Linked DNA regions of Homo sapiens: region 2 is linked to region 1. The links are chromatin loops, found by intact Hi-C in ENCODE. Cell type or tissue: PC-3. All regions are shown on one strand. Links, peaks and the distances in the headings refer to the core of each region. The heading gives the core; the rest is flanking DNA.

Region 1 (10,704 bases), core at 4,617-7,116:
TTATCCCTTCATCTGTTTATGGCACTTCTTTTGAGGACTAAATTCTTATTTATTTATTTTTATTATTTATTTTTTCGAGAGGGAGTTTCGCTTTGTCGCCCAGGCTGGAGTGCAGTGGCGCGATCTCAGCTCATGGCAAGCTCCGCCTCCCGGGTTCAGGCCATTCTCCTGCCTCAGCCTCCTGAGTAGCTGGGACTACAGGAGCCAGCAAGCCTGGCTAATTTTTTTTGTATTTTTAGTAGAGACGGGGTTTCACCGTGTTAGCCAGGATGGTCTCGATCTCCTCACCTCATGATCTGCCCGCCTCGTCTTCCCAAAGTGCTGGGAATACAGGCATGAGCCACCGCGCCCTGCCATTTTTTTTTTATCTTGCCCAAATTCCTGTCTAAGAGGTTTGAGGAGTCATGTCCTACAAACCATAAATTATCATCAGATGGGTTTTATGTAACCCCATATATCGTGATTTACTTTCCAACCTGACTCTGTCATAACATACCAGACAAGGAAGAAAATAAAAATATTTTACCTCAAAACATGTTTCTTTGCCATATCTTGAAATGGCCCTGCAAAGCTATCCTTTGTGGGGGAAAATTTGCATCTGTAAAGAATCTCTATTAATATAGAGATCTTTTTTTTTTCAGGTCCTTCCACTTCTAAAGAGATTAACTAGGAGTCTAGCACCTTTTAAAGATCTGAATAGAAAACATTTGTCATCTATTGTCTCTAAGGGCAGCCACTATAAGACCTTGGTCTCCACAATCTTTTGTCTTAACCTGAATATTTCCCAAGTCTTCTATCATTCCAGGTCTTCAGATGAACTCAACCAATGTCAACCAGAAATGTTTAAATTTACCTATGACCTGGAAGCCCCACCACCGCTTCTAGTTGTCCTGCCTTTCTGAACCAAACCAATGTATTTGATTGATGTCTCATGCCTCCCTAAAATATATAAAACCAAGCTGCGCCCTGACCACCTTGGGCACATGTTCTCAGGACCTCCTGAGGGCTGTGTCATGGGCCATGGTCACTCATATTTGGCTCAGAATAAATGTCTTCAAATATTTTACAAAGTTTGACTCTTCCTTGACATTTTTGACTGGAATATTCTTTTTTTTTTTTTTTTTTTTTTGAGACGTAGTCTCTGTCGTCAGGCTGAAGTGCATTGGTGCGATCTCGGCTTACTGCAACTATTGCCTCCTGGGTTCCAGTGATTCTCCTGCCTCAGCCTCCCAAGTAGCTGGGACTACAGGCACACCACCATGCCCGGCTAATTTTTGTATTTTTAGTAGAGATGGGGTTTCACTGTGTTGGCCAGGATGGTCTCCATCTCTTGACCTCGTGATCTGCCCACCTCGGCCTCCCTAAGTGTTGGGTTTACAGGCGTGAGCCACCGCACCCATTCTTGACTGGAATATTCTTAAAGGCCCAGCTCAAATATTATTCTTTTCTCTCCAGGTATTGTTTTTTTAACCTCTGCACTATTGACATTTGGAGCCGGAAATGATTTGGTTTTTCTTTGTTTGCTTATTTATTTTTAGAGACAGGATCTGACTGTCACCCGGGCTGGAATGCAGTGGCATGATTGTAGCTCACTGCAGCCTTGAACTTCTGAGCTTAAGTGATCTTCCTGCCTCAGCTTCGTGAGTTAACTGGGACTACAAATGCACACCACCATGCCTGTCTAATTGAGATAATTTGTCACTGTGGGCAGCTATCTATGCATTCTTAAGTAGTAACCCCCTGTTGTGACTATCAAAAATGTATCCAGACATTACCAAATAACAACTAGGGGAAAAAAATCTCCCTTGGTTAGGAACCACCGGTTTACCCAGTCATTCTATCATTTACTCCATATCCCAAAGCCAGACTAAATTTCTCCATTCTCTGTGCTTCTAGAGAAATTGGGCTTTATTCTTTTGCTAAATCAGATTCAGAGAGTTGTATATTTTAAATAAATAAAAAAGGGTTTACACACACACACATATACATACATAGAACTTCATCTTTTGTAATGCCACTTATGTCACTTATTCATTAATGCAAAAAACTAATCATTTACCATCCTTCAGGTGTCACATAACCTGGCATACTTGGTTTCCTAGAGCAGAAAGATTAGAGTGGGAGTAGTTAGGAGCTGTTCTTCAACCTTCCTGGAATATGAGATAGACACCGGAAGTGGGAATTAACCCATGATATGACTGGGAGATAAAATCCAGTTAAGTGGGCAGAATAAGGTGGCTGGGGCACAGGGCATGGGACAATGGGATGGTGTGTCAACATTGAGGGTGTTTTATGTGTCAACATTGAGGATGTTTTTGCATAAGATTAACATTTAAACAGAAGACTGTCCTCCATAGTGTGGGTGGGCCTCATTCAATCAATTGAAGGACTAAATAGAACAAGCAGAAGGAATTTCTTCAGCCAACTGCCTGGAAGTGCACCTTTGGCTTTCTTGCACCTCTAGCCTACTGGCCCACACTGCAGATTCTGGAATTGCCAGCCTCCAAAATCATGGGAGCCAATTCTTTGTAATAAATCTGTATTTCTTTATATACATATACACATCCTATTGGTTGTTTCTATGAAGAACGCTGACTAGTACAGAAATCTGTCGAAAGTTGGTAGTTGAAGCTGGCAGAAAGCATCAAAGGGTCCAATACAGAAGAATAAGGTTTTATTGAACGTCTTGGGGGACATAGCCATAGAGAGTCCAGAAAGAGGAGGCATTTAGAAATTCAGACAGTTAATTGACATCAGTGTAGTCTTTTAGCAGGTAGGAATGCCTCCAACCCTCTTTTATGGATAAAGAAACTGGCAAATGAGGTATGAGCCCAAAGACTTGCCAGGATAGTAACTTGGATCAGGAAACACATGATGGATTGAAGCTTAGATTCCTAAAGAACAAGTTAGATAATGAATAAAGAAACTTTTTATTACATGATATTGGATATGTCATAGTTGTTATAAGAACCGGTAAGCAGTAATTCTAATAGTGACTTTTGCAGATTGAACACTGGAGTCAGAAAATCAGAGCAGCTGTTCATACCTGTCTGCATAGTACATGATGATTTATCAGTGATAACCCTAACCTATTACTTTTGAGAGGAGACAGTAATTAGCTGCTAACTTGTTGTTGTTCCTGAAAATGTCCTTGTAATTTGTAAAATCCCAACCGATAAAGCTCTCCTTTTTCTGGGAAAACAGAAAACTCACATATTTATTTGTTCAAAGCATTTTCTACAATTAATGTATTCTAATTTTTGACTTACGAGGGAAAAAATCCATCTCTATATCATAGCCTAAAATATTATCAAAGATCACTGTTAAATATCATAAAACTCAATTATAATTAGACATATTGAGCTCAATAACAATATTGCTCTCTTGACTACTTTGAACTATTAACAATATATTTCTGAAGTAGTTATCTTATTTGTAATGAGAAATTATTTCCAGCTTCACACTGCTTTCTTTGTCTACAATAACAATGACAGAATACCAACAAATACCACTATTTGTTGCTACCACTCTATGCGCTACCACTTTCCTTTTTCTCCACCTATTTAGTCATTTTTCTCTTTAGTTGGGGAATGTTATAACAATCACTCTTCCCTGTTGTCACAGAATTTTAAAAACTTGTCCCCAGACTGAAAAAAACAAGCAAAAAGATTTTGAAAGAATGATAAAAATACAGATTCCTGGGCCATACCTTCAAGATTCTGATTCAGGAAATCTGGAATGGGCCTAGGATTTGCCTTTTCACCCAACATGTTAGGTAACTCTGATGCAGAAGATTTAAGAACCATGGCTTGAGAATCATTAGTGTAAGCAGTAGTCCCTGTTCCTAATATACTGTTACTAATATACTAACAATATGCAGCAGACAAAACATCAAACATTTTGGTATAAACATACTGTAGGTAGAGAACATAACTACAAAGGGAAAAGCAACTGGTTTTTACCACTGACTTGACTCTCTTTTTCTCCCTACTCCTTTAAAACCCTTCTGTTTCTCTTTTTCCTTTCTTTCACAGACTCCTCAAAGTTATAGCTGTTTGAGAAGACTTAAAATACCTAGCAGAAAGACTCCACCACTTCAATTCTTTTGAATTATTACTTTTATTAAGTTTGGGTACCAAAACTGATACTAAAATATAACTTCAAATTATTAATTAAAACAACAGATAAAATATTTAATTTTCAAAAAAAGGCAATTCATATACTCATTTTTCAACCTGCTTGATGCTATTCAAGGAAGATTTGTATATTACTGCTCCACAAATTTAACATCGTAAGTTTAATGTGTGGGAGGAGCACATTTCAGTGTGTAAGCCAGAATGATTACTTGTAGGAAAAGAGGAAGAAGATTCCTGAAAACTCCATGCTCCTAATGTGAGCATGGTACCAGGCCAAAGAACGCATAACACTTCCAAGAAAAACAATTAGCAGCAGGCAAAGCCAGAAAAGCATTAGCAATGGAAAAATCACAAACACGAAGACACAGACAGTAGATTGAGAAATTTTCAGGGCAGTGTATGCCTACATAATAATATATTTAGATACATTGAGTACTCCAAAGCAAAATAATTAGTTCACTGGGCTTAAGAGGAGATGGTAGGCACTACTGAGAGACAGGACTAGCTGGATTTCCTAGGCTGACTAAGAATTCCTAAGCCTAGCTGGGGAAGGTGACCGCATCCACCTTTAAACATGGAGCTTGTAACTCAGCTCACACCCGACTAATCAGGGAGTAAAGAGAGCTCACTAAAATATAAATTAGGCTAAAAGCAGGAGGTAAAGAAATAGTCAATCATCTATCACCTGAGAGCACAGAGGGAGGGACAATTATCCGGATATAAACCCAGGCATTCGAGCTGGCAGTGGCAACCCACTTCGGGTCCCCTCCCATTGTATAGGAGCTCTGTTTTCACTCTATTAAATCTTGCAACTGCGCACTCTTCTGGTCCGTGTTTGTTCCACTTCCAGGTGAGCTTTTGCTCGCCGTCAACCACTGCCGATCGCTGCCGTAGCAGACCTGCCACTGACTTCCACCCTTCCAGATCCGGCAGGGTGTCTGCTGCACTTCTGATCCAGTGAGTTGCCCATTGCCGCTCTGGATCAGGCTAGAGGCTCGCCATTGTTCCTGCATGGCTAAGTGCCCGGGTTCATCCTAATTGAGCTGAACACTAGTCGCTGGGTTCCACGGTTCTCTTTCATGACCCACGGCTTCTAATAGAGCTGTAACACTCACCGCATGGCCCAAGATTACATTCCTTGGAATCCGTGAGGCCAAGAACCCCAGGTCAAAGAATAAAAGTCTTGCTGCCATCTCGGGAGCGGCCTGCCACCATCTCGGGAGTGGCCTGCCACCATCTTGGGAGCTCTAAGAACGAAGACCGACCAGTAGCAGTACTAGGAGAGAGACAATGTTAGTTTTTAAGAACAATAAAGATAGTCTGTGTATTAGTTTGCTAGGGCTGCTGTAGCAAGGTGTAACGCACTGGTGGCTTAACCAACCGAAGTGAATTTTCTCATGGTCCTAGGGACTAGAAGTCTCAGATAAAGGTGATGGCAGGTTTTTTTTTCCCCCTGCCTCTGAGGCCTTTCCTCGTGGCTTGCAGATGGCTGTCTTCTGTGTCTTCACAGTGTCTTTCCTCTGTACTTGTCTGTGTTCAAATTTCCTCGTTTTATAAGGATACAAGTCATATTGGACTGTGGTTCACTCGAATGGTCTTATTTTAATTTAATTACTCCTTGAAAAACCCTATTCCCAAATATGGTTACATTCTGAGGTACTAGTGTTAGGACTTCAACATATACATTTTGGGGGGACATAATTCAGTCCACAACAGTCTGTCACAAAGGTGTGTCTTCTAGTATCACCAAAATACGCACTAGCTAGGTAAAGATAGCCTTGAAACTCGAGTCTTTCGTGAATTGTGAATTCTTTCACTTCAGTTTTAGAATATCAAAATTCCTGTCAGAGTTATTCCAGTTGCAGCTTTCTCCCACTCCATCCTGCTCCTGTCACTTTGTCCAACAGAAATCTTGGCATAATAGAAGTTTGGCTCCCACAGACAGGCAACAGGGCAGGAACAGCACATAAGACTTAATTTACTGTAGCCAAGCATTTAGACAGCCCAGCAATGCCGGAAGATTGATTTATTGCCAACAAACTCACAGAAGTGCCATAGTGATGACTTGTTTTATAGGGCATGATAAAAGTTCATGGTTATGTACACTGTGCTATCCACTGTCAGTGGGGGGGTAGAAGGAAGGATAATAGATACCATTTGGTCCTCTGCAAAGAAGTCTGGAGATTCACCAAGCCCTTCTAATGTGCTAAGTAATGTGTTAAGCCTCTTAAACACACAAATACCTCGTTTAATCCAAGCAATAGACTTCTAAAGTTGATAGGTTGTTATTACCATTTTACAGATTTGTAAAGTCAAGGTTTAGTAACTTGCCCAGAGGCATCTAGATTTTAAAAACAGCTTTATTAAAGTGACAGACAATAAGGTGCACATATTCAAAATGTGCAATCTGATACATTTTGACATGTGTATACATCTGTAAACCACCAACACAATCAAGGTATTGAACTTATCCATCACCCTCCAAAGTTCCGGCATGTGTCTAACCCCTCCTTCCTGCAATCCCCTCTCTCAACACACATATCCCCAGGCAGTCACTGATCTGTGCTCTATCACTGTACATTGACATGCATGCCCTGGAATTTTATTTTGATTCAACTTTATTTCCCTTGTTGTCTTACTGCCTATAGCAGGGCAAAAGTAGGGCTTACCTTGTTCAACTTCTGTCTTTTGTAGCCTGATGTCAGTGTCTTGAAGAACATTTACTTCACATGTTTTGTCTGGTTTTAATGATTGTTTCAGGTAGGAGACTCAATCTAGTCCCTGTTACTCTATCTTGACTGAGAGCTTCTGACTACCTGTTATATAGATTTTAAGTGACAAAGTGGAGCTGGAAGCCAAGTCTCTCCTGTCTACTACCATATACTGACAGTCACGATCAGAACAAAGGGGCCTGGACCCCCATTTCAATGTCCCTCAGCCTGACACCACCTTTCTGTGATTTTTATTTCCCAAAATACTGTCCCTTGGAGTTTATTACTGCCCTCTATATAAATTCATATGTCAGCATACAGTATTCTTTTTCTCTATCCTCTATTTAAGACCAGTCTTGGTTATACGTTGGGTGTGATTAGTAATTAAGTGAGAAATTGCTAGAAAATAATGTCATTTTGTGACTCTCTTAAGGGTCCAATTAGACTGGGAAAAATAGTGAAACTGCAAAAAATCAAATAAAATAAATAAAAATAATTAAAAAGTTAGCTGGGTGTGGTGGCACACACATATAGTCCCAGCTACTTGAGAGGCTGAGGCAAGAGGATCACTTGATCCCAGGAGTTAGAGGCTGCAGTGAATGTAACTAAAAATTTTATTAATTATTCAAAAAATGTTCTAAAGAAGAAAACTATGTTAGAAATTGGTTAAACATTATTTAATCAAACACACACACTGACTGCAAAAATATCTGTAAAAAATGAAATTTATTATGTAAACATTAGAAATATGTCTTAAATTCAGGTATAATTTTTATCTGACGGACTTGAGAATTTATATTTTATGGTTCATTACAATGGTTGCCATTCACAGATGCAAAAACACAACTTATCCCCTCTAAGAGGAAAACTCACATATTAAGAATCTTCTCATTGTTTGATTTCCAAATACCCATGTACATGAGTATTTTTTTAAATGGCAAGCTTCTCTATTTCTACAGAAACTCAAACAACAGGTACCTCTGAGCCCAGGCTACCATCTGTAGTCACACATGGATTTTTACATGTTCATAGAGCTGAAAAGCATTTAACGAAACCTCTTTTATTAAGGCAGTGAGGAGGCCACAGATAAGTTGTGTTTTATGGCCTTCATTGTTACTGATTCCTTTGCAAAAGTTGTTAATGACTTATTTTTGAACATACATATCTTTGGCTGGGTGTGGTGGCTCATGTCTGTAATCCCAGCACTTTGGGAGGCCGAGGCAGGTGGAAGATCAGGTCAGGAGTTTGAGACCAGCCTGGCCAATATGGTGATACCCTGTCTCTACTAAAAATACAAAAATTAGCCGGGCGTGGTGGCGTGCACCTGTAGTCCCAGCTACTTGGGAGGCTGAGGCAGAAGAATCGCTTGGACCCAGGAGATGGAGGTTGCAGTGAACTGAGATCATGTCACTGCACTCCAGCTTGGGTGACAGAGTGAGACTCTCCAAAAAAAAAAAGAAAGAAAAAGAAAATACTTATCTTTGGGCTGGGCGCAGTGGCTCACGCCTGTAATCCCAGCACTTTGGGAGGCTGAGGTGGGCAGATCACTTGAGGTCGGGAGTTTGAGACCAGCCTGACCAACATGGAGAAACCCTGTCTCTACTAAAAATACAAAATTAGCTGGGTGTGGTGGTGCGTGCCGGTAATCCCAGCCAATTGGGAGGCTGAGGCAGGGGAATCACTTGAAACCAGGAGGTGGAGGTTGCATTGAGCCGAGATTGTACCATTGCACTCTAGCCTGGGCAACAAGAGCGAAACTCCAATTTATTTTAGAAAAAAAAAAAAGAAAATACATATTTTTTCTATTAGAGTAATTGAAGCTGTTAGTTTGAGAAAAAAAATAAAAAAACAAGAAAAGTATGAGGCAAACTAAAAAGGCAACTACAGAGCCACAGGACAGATGCGTTGTGAAAATGTTTGGTAATATAAGTTAGAACATAGTTCAAGCCTCTGTTGGTCACGTACTGGTTTATAATATTAGACAGTGACTATGCCTCTTTTAACCTTGAGATTGATAAAAGGATGAAATAAGGTAATAGATATGAAGGCACTTTGGAAACTGTTAACCATGATAGACAGAGTAATTAAAACATTTTTCGACCTGATGTATTTTAAATTTCATTAAGTCAGAGAATGTCTAATTAACCACTGTATCCCCAGCATTATCAAGAGTGCCGACCTATGGTCACTTCTCAATATATATTTTTTGAATGAAGGAATAAATACATGGTTGCACAAATCTCATCTCTTGCCATTCCCTACCTCTCATGTTCAAGCCCAGCCACACATATCAATTTGCCAGTTCTGAGCCTTATCTCATTTTTTTCTGACTTTGGCCCCCTTGCACATAGTATCTTCTGTGCCTGAGTGCTCCCACTACCTTCATTGGCTGGCTGACACCCTCTTTCAAACTCAGCCCAGGTGTCAACCCCTTCAGGGAGCTTTCTTTTACTGTCCACCAACTGAGACTTGCACTTCCCTCACTCCACTGCACTCACATTCTGATGCAACTCTGCCACTGGGTTTCACAATGCTCACTTCTGCCCCAGGCACGTTCACTCTTTTGTTTCTCTGCCAAGCCTTAAGCTTCCAGAGAATAGACTTTTAGACTTGCATCTTAAAAGGCTACATATGGTGTGTGGCATTTAGACAATGGCCAATTCAAAACCATAATAATAAATAATTATTGAATAAACAAACTCCTTGATGGCTGGAATAATCTATTTGACATCTTTAACATCTACTAAGTTTGGTGCAGCTCTAAATAAGAGACACTAAGTTAATATTAAATAGCTAATTCATTATTCATTTATTTTACTTAATACTTGTGAATAGCTTCCTATTCTATTCCCCACTTTGTGTAGCTTTCTTCTTTTTATTATACTTATGCATCATAAAAATCTTGTACTAGTCCATTCTCATGCTGCTATAAGGACATACCTGAGACTGGGTAATTTATCAGGGAAAGAGGTGTAATTGACTCACAGTTCCATAGGGAGGGGTGGCCTCAGGAAACTTACAAACACGGTGGAAGGGGAAGCAAACATGTCCTTCTTCACAAGGCAGCAGGAGGGAGAAGAATGAGAGCAGAGTGAAGGGGGAAGCCCCTTTTAAAACCATCAAATCTCGTGAGAACTTACTATCACAAGAATAGCACAGGGAAAACTGCCCCCTTGATTCAATTACCTACCATTGAGGCCCTCCCATGACATGTGCAGATTATGGGAACTGCAATTTAAGATGAGATTTGAGTGGGGACACAGCCAAATCATATCATTCTGCCTGGTCCCTCCCAAATCTCAGGTCCTCACATTTCAAAACACAGTCATGCCCTTCCAACAGTCTCCCAAAGTCTAAACTCATTCCAGCATTAACTCAAAAGTCCAAGTCCAAAGTCTCCTTTGGGACAAGGCAAGTCCCTTCCACCTATGAGCCTGTTAAATCAAAAGCAAGTTAGTTACTTCCTAGATACAGTGGAGGTACAGACAGTGGGTAAATACATCAATTCCAAATGGGAGAAATTGGCCAAAACAAAGGGGCTACAGACCCCATGCAAGTTTGAAATCCAATGAGGCAGTATTTAAATCTTAAACCTTCAAAATAATCTCCTTTGACTCCATGTCTCATATCCAGGTCACACTGATGCAATAGGTGGGTTCTTATGGGCCTTTGATACCTCTGCCCCTGTGTCTTTGCAGGTATAGCCCTCCTCCCAGCTGCTTTCATGGGTGGACATTGAGTGTCTGCAGCTTTTCCAAGTGCACAGTGCAAGCTGTCGGTAGAACTAACATTCCAGGGACGAGAGAATGGTGGCCCTCTTCTTGCAGCTCCACTAGGCAGTGCTCCAGTGGGGATTC
Region 2 (10,704 bases), core at 3,900-6,399, 52 kb before region 1:
ACTCATTCATTTTTTAAAAATATATATTTATTGAGAGTCTATTATGCATCTTGCTAAGTGATGGAAAGCTATGGTCCTTGCTCTCAAAAAAGGCATGGTCCAGTGAGAAGATAGGCACAGCAAATGAAGTACAGTGAGTGGTTATGAAAGGGCTTTAAGCTAGATTCAGGATGATGGGAAATTGAAGAGGGCAATCCTTCTGTGGGAAATTTCTTAAATAATGAGCAGAAATTGGTCAGATACAGGTAGGTAGGCATTTGAGATCAGGAATAAAGGCTGAGGGACTTAAAGATAGAGGGGCTTGAAAGAGATGGTATGTAGGGCATTTCACTAATATTGCTAAAGCATAAAGTAGAAGATCAAAAATGGCAGTGAGTTACTAGATTGATGGGGAAAAGCCAGATTCCAGAGGGCTTGGGATGTCATGTTTGGGATGTTGGTCTTTTACTTATGAACAAAGAGGAGACATAGAAGTGTTATAAGCAGTTATAGACATGTGGAGAATGAATTTGAGGGGGTTAGCTTGAAACTAATTAGGATCCTGTTGTAATAATCCATTTTAAAGATACTGTCTATCCAGAATTTGGAAACTTCTAGTAAGAAAGAATAAGACTAGACAGATCTGATAAATGTGTTTTGGTGGTCAAGTCAGCAGGATATTTATTGAATTGGAAAACTTAAAATTCAGGTAGTAAGTAAACATAAATATAGTGTAGGTAACAAAGTAGATGGGAGAGCCCTAACTTGTATAAAAGACTCCAGAAAAGTAGGTTTAGAGAGGAAGAGGATAGGCTGAAGTTGCGACATTTTAATTTTAAAGAAGGTTTTATTTAGGTCATCCAAATGGAGTTATCTGGCAGGCACTGGTATATACAAGGCCAAAACTCAAAGGAGATTTCTAATCAGAAATATAAATATCAGTATTTAAAATAATGAGTGAGCTGAGATCTCCCAGTAAAAGTGTATGGAATGAGATCAGTAGCCCAAGAATATGGTCTTTGAAAGTAGTTTTAGGTGGTCAGAGGAGGAAAGCCCAATAAGAAGACAGAATGGGATTGGCTAGACGTTATAAGAAAATTTAAGCTGGAAAATGAAGTGTCAAAGAAGCCTACTAAGCATTAAAGTTTTATGTGTTTTTGTTTCTAGAAAGCTGGACAGAACAATTATCAATCTTAATTGAAACAGAAAAGTCCAGAAGGAGAAAGAATAGTATCTGCCTATTCATTGGTGATAAGGAAGTCACTAGTATCTTAGTAAGTGATTTTTCCAGAGTTGTAATGGGGAAGAATCCTTATGCCTATGTGTGAGGAATGATTACACAGATGAAAAAATAGAAATAGAAACTAATCTTTTGAGAAGTTTGATGAGAAAGGAAGGAGAAAGATGAGATGGTTCTTAGAAGGAGATATTGCATTAAAGGGAAGTTTGTTTGTTTATAATGGGGAAGAGTTGAGCATATTTGTGGGCTCAGAGGTTACAGCAAATTAAGAGAGAGAGAGAGAAGTTGGAAATACAGAGGTAAGAGGTAAGGTAAGGTAAGACAACTAAGAGCAAGGAATCTTGGAATCAGGAGAGCAAAGATTTGGGGATTGTTTAAAACATGAGGGATTGAGTTCTTAGCTAGGAGAGAAGGAAAAAATCTTGGGTTTATACATAGACAGATTTGTATATTTGGAGCCTGGAAGTTGACATGGATCATATCTGAAGGCTCCAATAGTATCAATGCAGTTGGAATCAAGGTTTTCTGCTGAGAAAGAAGATTGTGGGAATTGATCGGAGAACTTAAGAAGATTGATTGGGATCTGGAATAATCACTGACAGGAATGGAAGAGGTAATTGACCAAGGACAAATAAAAACATTAACTACTGGTACAGAGGAGCCATCTGAGATTTGAAATTGTGTACTAAAGATGACCACAGTTTGATTTGTTTGGTGATTTTCTGCACTTGTGCTCAGAGTCCAGGGTATATGAGCACAGAAGGCATATTTTAGCATTAATGCAGAGGGCAGAAGAGGAAGATGAACGCAAGGAAATTGAGGGTAATCTGAAAGTCATTTAGATAATGAGATATAGATTTGCGGATACAAAAGATAGCAGAGATTGTAGGAGAGGCTTGATAGTCTGAAAGAACATGGAGGGGGAAAAGAAAACTGGAGAATCAAAGTTGTCAAGGACAGATGAAAATAAATATGCAAGGGGCTTTAAAGGAATGTCTTGGCCAGGGATTAAAACTAAAGAAAAATCATTGAACACAACATGGCTATCTAAGGAGTAATTTGAACAAAAGTATAATATTATCTAGCATTTATAGTAATCTTTCTCTCTCTGGGGTGATCTTCTCTCATTAGTCATTTTTCACTTAATTTCTGTTCTAGTGAAAACAAAAAAGTTATTACTTTTAGACAGGTACTGTGTGCTCTTAAGAGTGTTACCAAAGATTATAGAAAGTTTGTGAAGAAAAAATATAAGTTACAGTGCTTGTTGGGAAATTAGATTGAAGGGGCCACTCAAAAACTTGAATAAAGTTTTACTATGTTTTTCTTATTTGTTTAAGTATAGGTTGTTTCACAAAACACTGCTGTACAACTAACTCCATGCTTAACTACAGAAGTTAAGTGGGAGGGGAAAAAAAATAACAGTGCTTAAGTGGAGATGAAGATGTCCATGTTCTGCTTGATGAAACCTTCAGAAGAAATACCAGCACTAGTTCAGTTTGTGTGTGTGTGTGTGTGTGTGTGTGTGTGTAACAGAGCAAGTTAAATGTCTAATGAAGTCTATCAAAATTTAACAAAATAGAGTTGAGGTGAGCTATAGGATTCCTTATATCCTGTAATATATCACAGACTGAAAGATTCTAGAATGCTCTTATAGACATCCTTCTGTGTCTCTCTTCTTCCTCTATCCAAAGTTAAAAATAAATACACAAATAAACTCTGTCCCAAATACACACTCCAATGGCTACTTACCTTTCTCTTCCTTCTCAACTAACCTTTCATTCTTTTCTCCATATACAAATCTCAGCCTTCCCCTTCATTAACATTAATTACATTGGATTGTAGGGAAGTGAGGCGGAAAGTAGGAGGGCTGAAAATCTAACAAATTAGTATTCTTTTCTGTTGGCCAAACTGATGCTAAGATATTACTAGGATGGCACTATGATATCCAAATGCTGTTATCTTATGTTTGTAGATTAGTCTATGGAATAAAGTAGAAGTGCTGTTAGCCTTATAAAGTAAAATACTTTATTTTTGGAGAAGAACAATCTCTCTCAAGTTAATATTTTCAGTCCGGTCTGATATCATGTAGTGGTGAAAGTGAGACAGCCAAGTATAAAGGGGACCCCGAAAAGCCTCTGACCAGCCTGCGCACTGGGGTGTGCAGGAAGTTAGCGTTGTTTGCAGGGGGTGGAGCCTGCCCCTTCCTCTTCCTGGGAGGTACCTGGGATTCAATCTGCGAGGCAGGAAGCATAGCGTATCAAGGGTCTCTCTCTGCTGAGAGTCCCTGTTTCCCCTTCTTTCCTTTTTGCCCAATAAATTCCATTTTCCTCACCCGTCAAAGTGTCTGTGAGCCTAATATTTCAGGGTCATATGACAAGGACCCCATTTTTAGCTGAACTAAGAAGAAAGTCCTACAACAAAAGCTTGGGCTCTGGAGTTAGGCTGGCTAGGTTATAAATCCTGGATCTTCAACTTATTAGCTGTGTGCCCCTAAGCAGGTTATTTAGCCTCTCAATATTTGCATTCCCTTACCTGTAACACAGGAGACGTGATAGCAGCGCCAAACTCAGTGTTATTATGAGGACTAAATGCGATATTGATGTTATACAGCAAGTCTCCAATAAATGTTAACCATTATTATTTTGACTGCTAATACAGAGAAAAGAAAAAGGGAAGTCAAAGAGAAAAGAATTTAAACACGTGTTAGTTTATTTCTGAAATAGTCCGCAAAATAGATACCAGAATTTTTACTTCTGGGTACATTGAAGTACTCAAAGCTAGCAGATCAGCAAACCTTTAAGGGTTTTTGACAGTGGGTTTGCTGGAAATGACATGGCTATTTAGCTTATAACTGAACTCAGGGTGAAACAAATTAGAAAGATAAAGATAATTTCTAACTAATAGATGGCTCTTAATAGTTATGTATCGCATGATAGAAACTGATACTGATAGAAACTAACATTGTTCCTTGAGCCAATAATAAAAGATTATTGAGAAAGATTATTAACAGGCACCTTAAGCAATTATTACATTATCAGTGTTGTTTTATAAAAAATAATTGATTCCATGAAATGTTATTATGTGTAGTTTTTACCTTTAAAAATGGTGGTGAAGACCAGGCGCGGTGGCTCTTGCCTGTAATCCAAGCACTTTGGAAGGCCGAGGTGGACGGATCACGAGGTCAGGAGATCAAGACCATCCTAGCTAACACGGTGAAACCCCGTCTCTACTAAAAATACAAAAAATTAGCAGGGCGTGGTGGCAGGTGCCTGTAGTCACAGCTACTCGGGAGGCTGAGGCAGGAGAATGGTGTGAACCTGGGAGGCAGAGATTGCAGTGAGCTGAGATTGCGCCACTGCACTCCAGCCTGGGTGACAGAGTGAGACTCCATCTCAAAAAAAAAAAAAAAAAAAAAAGGTAGTGAAAAATATGTGGTACTATAGTGAATGTCCACTCTAACCCATGCTTTACATTTCAGATTAGGTGACTGGTATTCCTACTATCACCTGTTGATAGGATAGCAATTCTATAGTTTAAAGCAGTAAATAAAATTCTTGAAATTTGAATCTGTAGCTTAGAGCCATGTAATAGCACTAAATCTTACATATAGGGTCAAATCTTCTTACAACTCTACAACAAGCAAATGATCCATAATCTCTACTTTTCTGAATTAATCCATTGAGATTCCAGACCATTTACTACCTACCACATATTGCCTTGTATAATTAATTAAACTTCTCTGGTTTATGACTTCACTCCTCAAGTCATAAGTTCCTTGAAAGCAACATTATTTGGCATCTAGATGTGACCTAACATACCTGATATGGTTTGGCTCTGTGTCCCCACCCAAATCTCAACTTGAATTGTAATAATCCCCATATGTCAAGGGTGGGACCAGGTGGAGATAATTGAATTATGGGGGCATTTTTTCCTGTGCTATTCTGATGGTAATGAGTGATCTCACAAGATCTGATGGTTTTATAAGGGGCTTCCCCCTTCGCTCAGCACTTCTTTCTCCAGCCACCATGTGAAGAAGGGCCTGTTTGCTTCCCCTTCTACCATGATTGTAGGTTTCCTGAGGACTTCCCAGCTATGCGGAAGTGTGAGTCAATTAAATCTCTTTCCTTTATAAATTACTCATTCTCAGGCAGTTCTTTATAGTAGTATGAGAACAGACTAATACAATACCATTTTACACAACAGTCAGGTTTGAATCATAAAGAAAACAGATGATCAAAAAACCTTTTACATGCAACTTTTATTTGTATACTTGCATACTCTATGTGGAAGTGGACTTCCATTTTTTTAATTGGACTTTTTTTCTTCCTATTGAGTTTTTTGTCCTTATATCTTTTGGATATTAACCCCTTATTGAATGTATGGCTTGCAAGTATATTCTCCCGATCAATAGGTATCTTTGCACACTGGTAACTGTTTCCTTTGCTGTACAGATGCTTTTTAGTTTGATGTAATCTCATTTGTCTAATTTTGTTTTTGTTGCCTGTACTTTTGGGGCAAATCAAAAAAAATTATTGCCCAGACCCAAGTCATGTAGTTTTCCCCGGTTTTCTTCTAGTAGTTTTACAGTTTGTGGTCTTACATTTAAGTCTTTAATCCATTTTGAGTTATTATTCTTTATAGTGTGAGATAAGAGTACAATTTCTTTCTTCTACATGTGGAAATTCAGTTTTCCCAGCACTATTTATTGAAGAGACTGTCATTTTCCCATTGCATATTCTTGGCACATTTGTCATAAATCACTTGGCTGTATATGTATGAATTCATTGCTGTTCCATTCTCTATTCTGTTCCATTGGTCAATGTGTCTATTTTTTGCCAAAACCATGCTGTTTTAATTACAATAATTTTGTAGTATAGTTTGGAATCAGGTAGGGTGATATTTCCATCTTTGTTGTTTTGCATATGACTGCCTTAGCTATTTAGGGTTTTTGTGGATCCACATGAATCTTAGCATTGTTTTTTCTATTTCTATGAAAAATGATGCTGGAATTTTGATAGACATTGCATTGAATCTATAGATCACTTTGGGTAGTATGACCTTTTTTTTACAATATTATTTTTTTCAATCCATGAACACAGACTATCTTTTTATTTATTTATATCTTCTCTAATTTATTTTATCGATGTTTTATAATTTTCAGTGTACAGGTCTTTTACCCTTTTGTTAAATTTATTCCTAAATATTTTATTTTTGTAGCAATTGTGAATGGGATTGTTCTCTTTAGTTTCTGAATCATTTGTTATTACTGCATACAAATGCATCTACTGATTTTTGCGTGTTGATTTTGTATCCTGCGACCTCAGTCTATTTGTTTTTTAGTTCTAACAGTTTTTCAATGCAATCTGTGGGATTTTCTTATATAAGATGATGTCATCAGCAAACAGTGACAATTTCACTTCTTCCTTTCCTATTTCAATGTCTTTTATTTCTTTCTCTTGCCTAATTGCTCTGGCAATAATTTCTTTATTAATACCTTATTAAAGTGATGACAGTGGGCATTCTTTTGGTCAGACCTTAGAGAAAGGGCTTTCAAGTTTTCACAGTTAAGCCTAATGTTAGCTGTGGGATTTTCATAATTGGCCTTTATTGTACTGAGGTACATTTCTTGTATATCTAATTTGGAGAGTGTTTTTTGTTTTTTGTTTGTTTGTTTGTTTTGTTTTGTCTTTTTGAGATGAAGTCTTGCTTTTGTTGCCCAGGCTTGAGTGCAATGGTGCGATCTCGGCTCACTGCAACCTCCACCTCCCGGGTCCAAGCAATTCTTCTGCCTCAGCCTCCAGAGTAGCTAGGATTACAGACACACGCCCCCATGCTGGGCTAAGTTTTGTATTTTTAGTAGAGACGGGGTTTCCCCATGTTGGCAAGGCTGGTCTTGAACTCCTGACCTTGTGGTCCACCCTCCTCGGCCTCCCAAAGTGCTGGGATTACAGGCATGAGCCACCGCACCTGGTGAGATTTTTTATCATGAAAGGGCATTGAATTTTGTAAAATGCTTTTTTGCACCTAATGAGAAGATTGTATGGTGGTTTTCTTTCATTCTGTTAATATGATGTTATCACATATATTGATTTGTGTATGTTGACCCATCATTGCATTCCGGGCATAAATTCTATTTGATCATGTTTCATGATTGTTTTAATATATAGTTAAATTCTGTTTGCTAGTATTTTGTTGAGGATTTTTGCATTTGTGTTCATCAAAGATATTGGCCTGTAATTTTCTTTTCTTTTAATGTTTTTGTCTGGTTTTAATATCAGTGTAATGCTGGCTTTGTAAAAAGAGTTTAGGAGTATTCCCTTTTCTTCAATTTTTGGGAAGAGTTTGAGTGGGATTGGTGTTAGTTAATCTTTAAATGTTTGGTAGAATTCAGCCACAAAGCCATCAGGTCCTGGGATTTTCTTTAATTAGAGACTTTTCAATCACTGATTTAACCTTCTTACTCATTGCAATTTTATTCAGATTGACTGTTTCTTCATAATTTAGTCTTGGTAGGTTTTATTTGTCTAAGAATTTATCCGTTTCTTGTAGGCTGTCCAACTTGTGACATATAATTGTTCATAGCCTCTTATGATTCTATTTCTGTGGCCTTGGGCGTCATGTTTCTTCTTTCATATCTGCTTTTATTTATTTGAGTCTTCTCCTTTCTTTTCTTAGACTAGCTAAAGATTTGTCAATTATTTCCTTTTAAAAAATTCCTCTCTTAGTTCCATTGATTCTTAAGTTATTTTTTAGTCTCTATTTCATTTATTTCTGCCCTGATCTTTATTATTTACTTCCTTCTGCTAACTTTGGGCATAGTTTGTTCTTTTTCTACTTCTTTGAGGTATTATGTTAGGTTTTATATTTGAGACTTTTCTCCTTCTTTGATGTAGGCATTTACTGCTATACTTTTCTTGTAGAACTGCTTTTGCTGTGTCCCATTTTTCCGATTTTTATTTGTCTCAAGATATACATTTAATTTCTTATTTAATTTCCTCATTACTGCATTGACTTTTTAAGAGCATGCTGTTTAATTTTCATGTATTTGTAAATTTTCTGACATTCCTTCTAATATTGATTTCTAGCTTCATACCATTGTGGCTGGAAAAAAACTTGATATAATTTCAGTCTTAAAATTGCTGAAGCTTACTTTGTGGCCTAACATATGATCCATCCTGGAGAATGTTCTGTGTGTACTTGAGAAGCATGTGTATTTTGTTGCTCTTGGATGGGATGTTTCTATACATGCCTCTTAGGTCAATTTGATCTAATGAGTTATTCAAATCCAAAGTTTCCTTATTAATTTTCTGTCTGGATGATCTGTCCATTGTTGAAATTATGGTATTGAAGTCCCCTACTATTGTTGTATTGCACTCTATCACTTTCTTTAGATAGATCCTCTAATGTGTGTTTTCTATAATTAGGTATTCCAATGTTGTGTGCATATATGTTTACAAGTTTTAAATTCTTTCGATGAATTAACCCCTTTATCATTGTATAATGTTCTTTTCTGTGTCTTAAAAAAATTTTTTTTCCTTAAAGTCAATTTTGCCTCAAATAAGTTTAGCTGCTTTTGTTCTCTTTTGGTTCATCTTGGTGTAGAATTATTTTTCCATCCCTTCACTTTCAGACCATGTGTGCCTTTAAAGATATCTCTTCTAGGCACCATATATTTGGGCTTTGCTTTGTTTTGTTTTTGTCCATTTAGTCATTCTGCGTATTTTTATTGGGAAATACAATGCATTTACATTCAAGGTAGTTATTGATAGGTAAGGACTGAGGACCGCCATGTTGTTAGTTGTTTTCCAGTTGTTTTCTAGAAACTTTGCTTTCCTGTCTATTGCTGTCTTCCTTTGTGGTTTGCTGGGGTTTTCTGTAGTGATATGCTTTGAATCCTTTCTGTTTTGTTTAGTGCTTTTACTGAATATTTTTGCTTTGTGGTTACCATAAGGGTTATGTGAATAACATGTACTTATAATGGCCTATTTCAAGCTAATAATAATTTAACTTGGATTGTGTCTAACAAATCTACACACTTTTACCACTCCCCACTTTTAGGTTTTTATGTTACAATTTACATCATTTTGCAATTTATATCCCTTGAAAATTTATTTTAGCTATTGTTTTCTCTGTTTTGTATTTTAGCCATTTTCCTGGGAATAAAATTGCATTAGATACCATTATAACAGTCCTAGAATATTCTGAATATGGTCCTATTTATACCATTAAGTTTTATGCTTTCATATGTTTCATGTTATTAATTAGCAGCTTTTGGTTTCAGTTTAAAGAACTCCCTTTAGCAATTACTGTAAGGCAGATACAGTGGTGACGAATTTCCTTAGCTTTTGTTTATCTGGAAAAGTTTTTATTTCTCCCTCATTTCTGAAAACATCTTGGCTGGATAGGGTATTTTTGGTTAGCAGATTTATTTTTCTTTAGCACTTTGAAGATGTCACTTCACTCTCTCCTTGTCTGCAGGGTTTCTGCTGAGAAATTTGCTGATAGTGTATTGGCAGTCTTTTGTATGTGATGTGTATCTTACCTTTTTCTTTGATTTTTGTTACTTGGATTATTATGTACCTTGGTATACTCCTTTTGGTCTTGAATTTAATTGGAGACCTCTGCACTTCCTGTGTCTAGGTGTTGACGTCTATCTCCATATTAGGGAAGTTTTCAGCCAAATATTATTTAAATATGCTTTCTGGCCATTTTTCCCTTTGTTCTCCTTCTGCAACTTCTATTATGTGAAGGTTTGGTCTCTTGATGCTGTCCCAAAATTCTGGTAGGCTTTCTTCATTTTTTCTCATTCTTTTGTCTTTTTGCTTTCCCAGCTGTTCTATCTCCCAGCTCACTGGTTCATTCTTCTTGACTGTGTCTGCTCTTGAAACATTCTATTAAATTCTTCAGTTCAGTTATTGTAGTCTTCATCTGAAGGATTTCTATCTTTTTTTTAATCATGAAACTAACCCCAAAAAGACATTCTTTTAAATTTTATGTTCTGAGATACATGTGCAGGAAGTGCGGGTTTGTTATATAGGTAAAACATGTGCCATGGTGGTTTGCTACACCTGTCAACCCACCACCTAGGTATTAAGCCCAGCATGCATTAGCTATTTCTCCAAATGCTCTTTCTCCCCCTAGCCTTTCCCACAACCCCCAACAGGCCTCAGTGTGTGTTGTTCCTCTCCCTGTGTCCATGTGCTCTCACCATTCAGCTCCCACTTATAAGTGAGGGCATGTGGTGTTCAGTTTTCTGTTCCTGCATTAGTTTGTGGAGGACAATGGCTTCCAGCTCCAACCATGTCCAGATTATTTTTTATTGTTTCTATTTCTTTGTCAAACTTCTCACCTTTTTTGTGTATTGTTTTCCTAATCTTATTAAATGTTCTATTCATATGTTATTGTAGTTCACTGAAATTAAGAGTGTTAATCTGAATTATTTCTCAGTAATTTCATAGATGCCCTTTCCTTTGAGGTCTATTTTC

What was found. Peaks named below come from ENCODE experiments on the same cell type or tissue, not always from the same donor. Only the 100,000 strongest peaks of a DNase experiment are listed, where the experiment ranks them.
Region 2: a loop joins it to region 1, with 4 times the contacts of the local background. A loop is called at or near these places in 3 of 110 quality-filtered maps.

What each region holds. Positions count from the first base shown.
Region 1 is chr3:105,961,160-105,971,863 of GRCh38, forward strand. No RefSeq gene overlaps it. Among named protein-coding and RNA genes, the nearest start is that of CBLB, 98 kb to the left of the region's middle. In PC-3, for the core only: no CTCF peak of the experiment used is centred there; a DNase peak (open chromatin) is centred at 6,172; H3K27ac peaks cover 1,695 bases.
Region 2 is chr3:105,910,368-105,921,071 of GRCh38, forward strand. No RefSeq gene overlaps it. Among named protein-coding and RNA genes, the nearest start is that of CBLB, 47 kb to the left of the region's middle. In PC-3, for the core only: no CTCF peak of the experiment used is centred there; a DNase peak (open chromatin) is centred at 5,354; H3K27ac peaks cover 2,138 bases.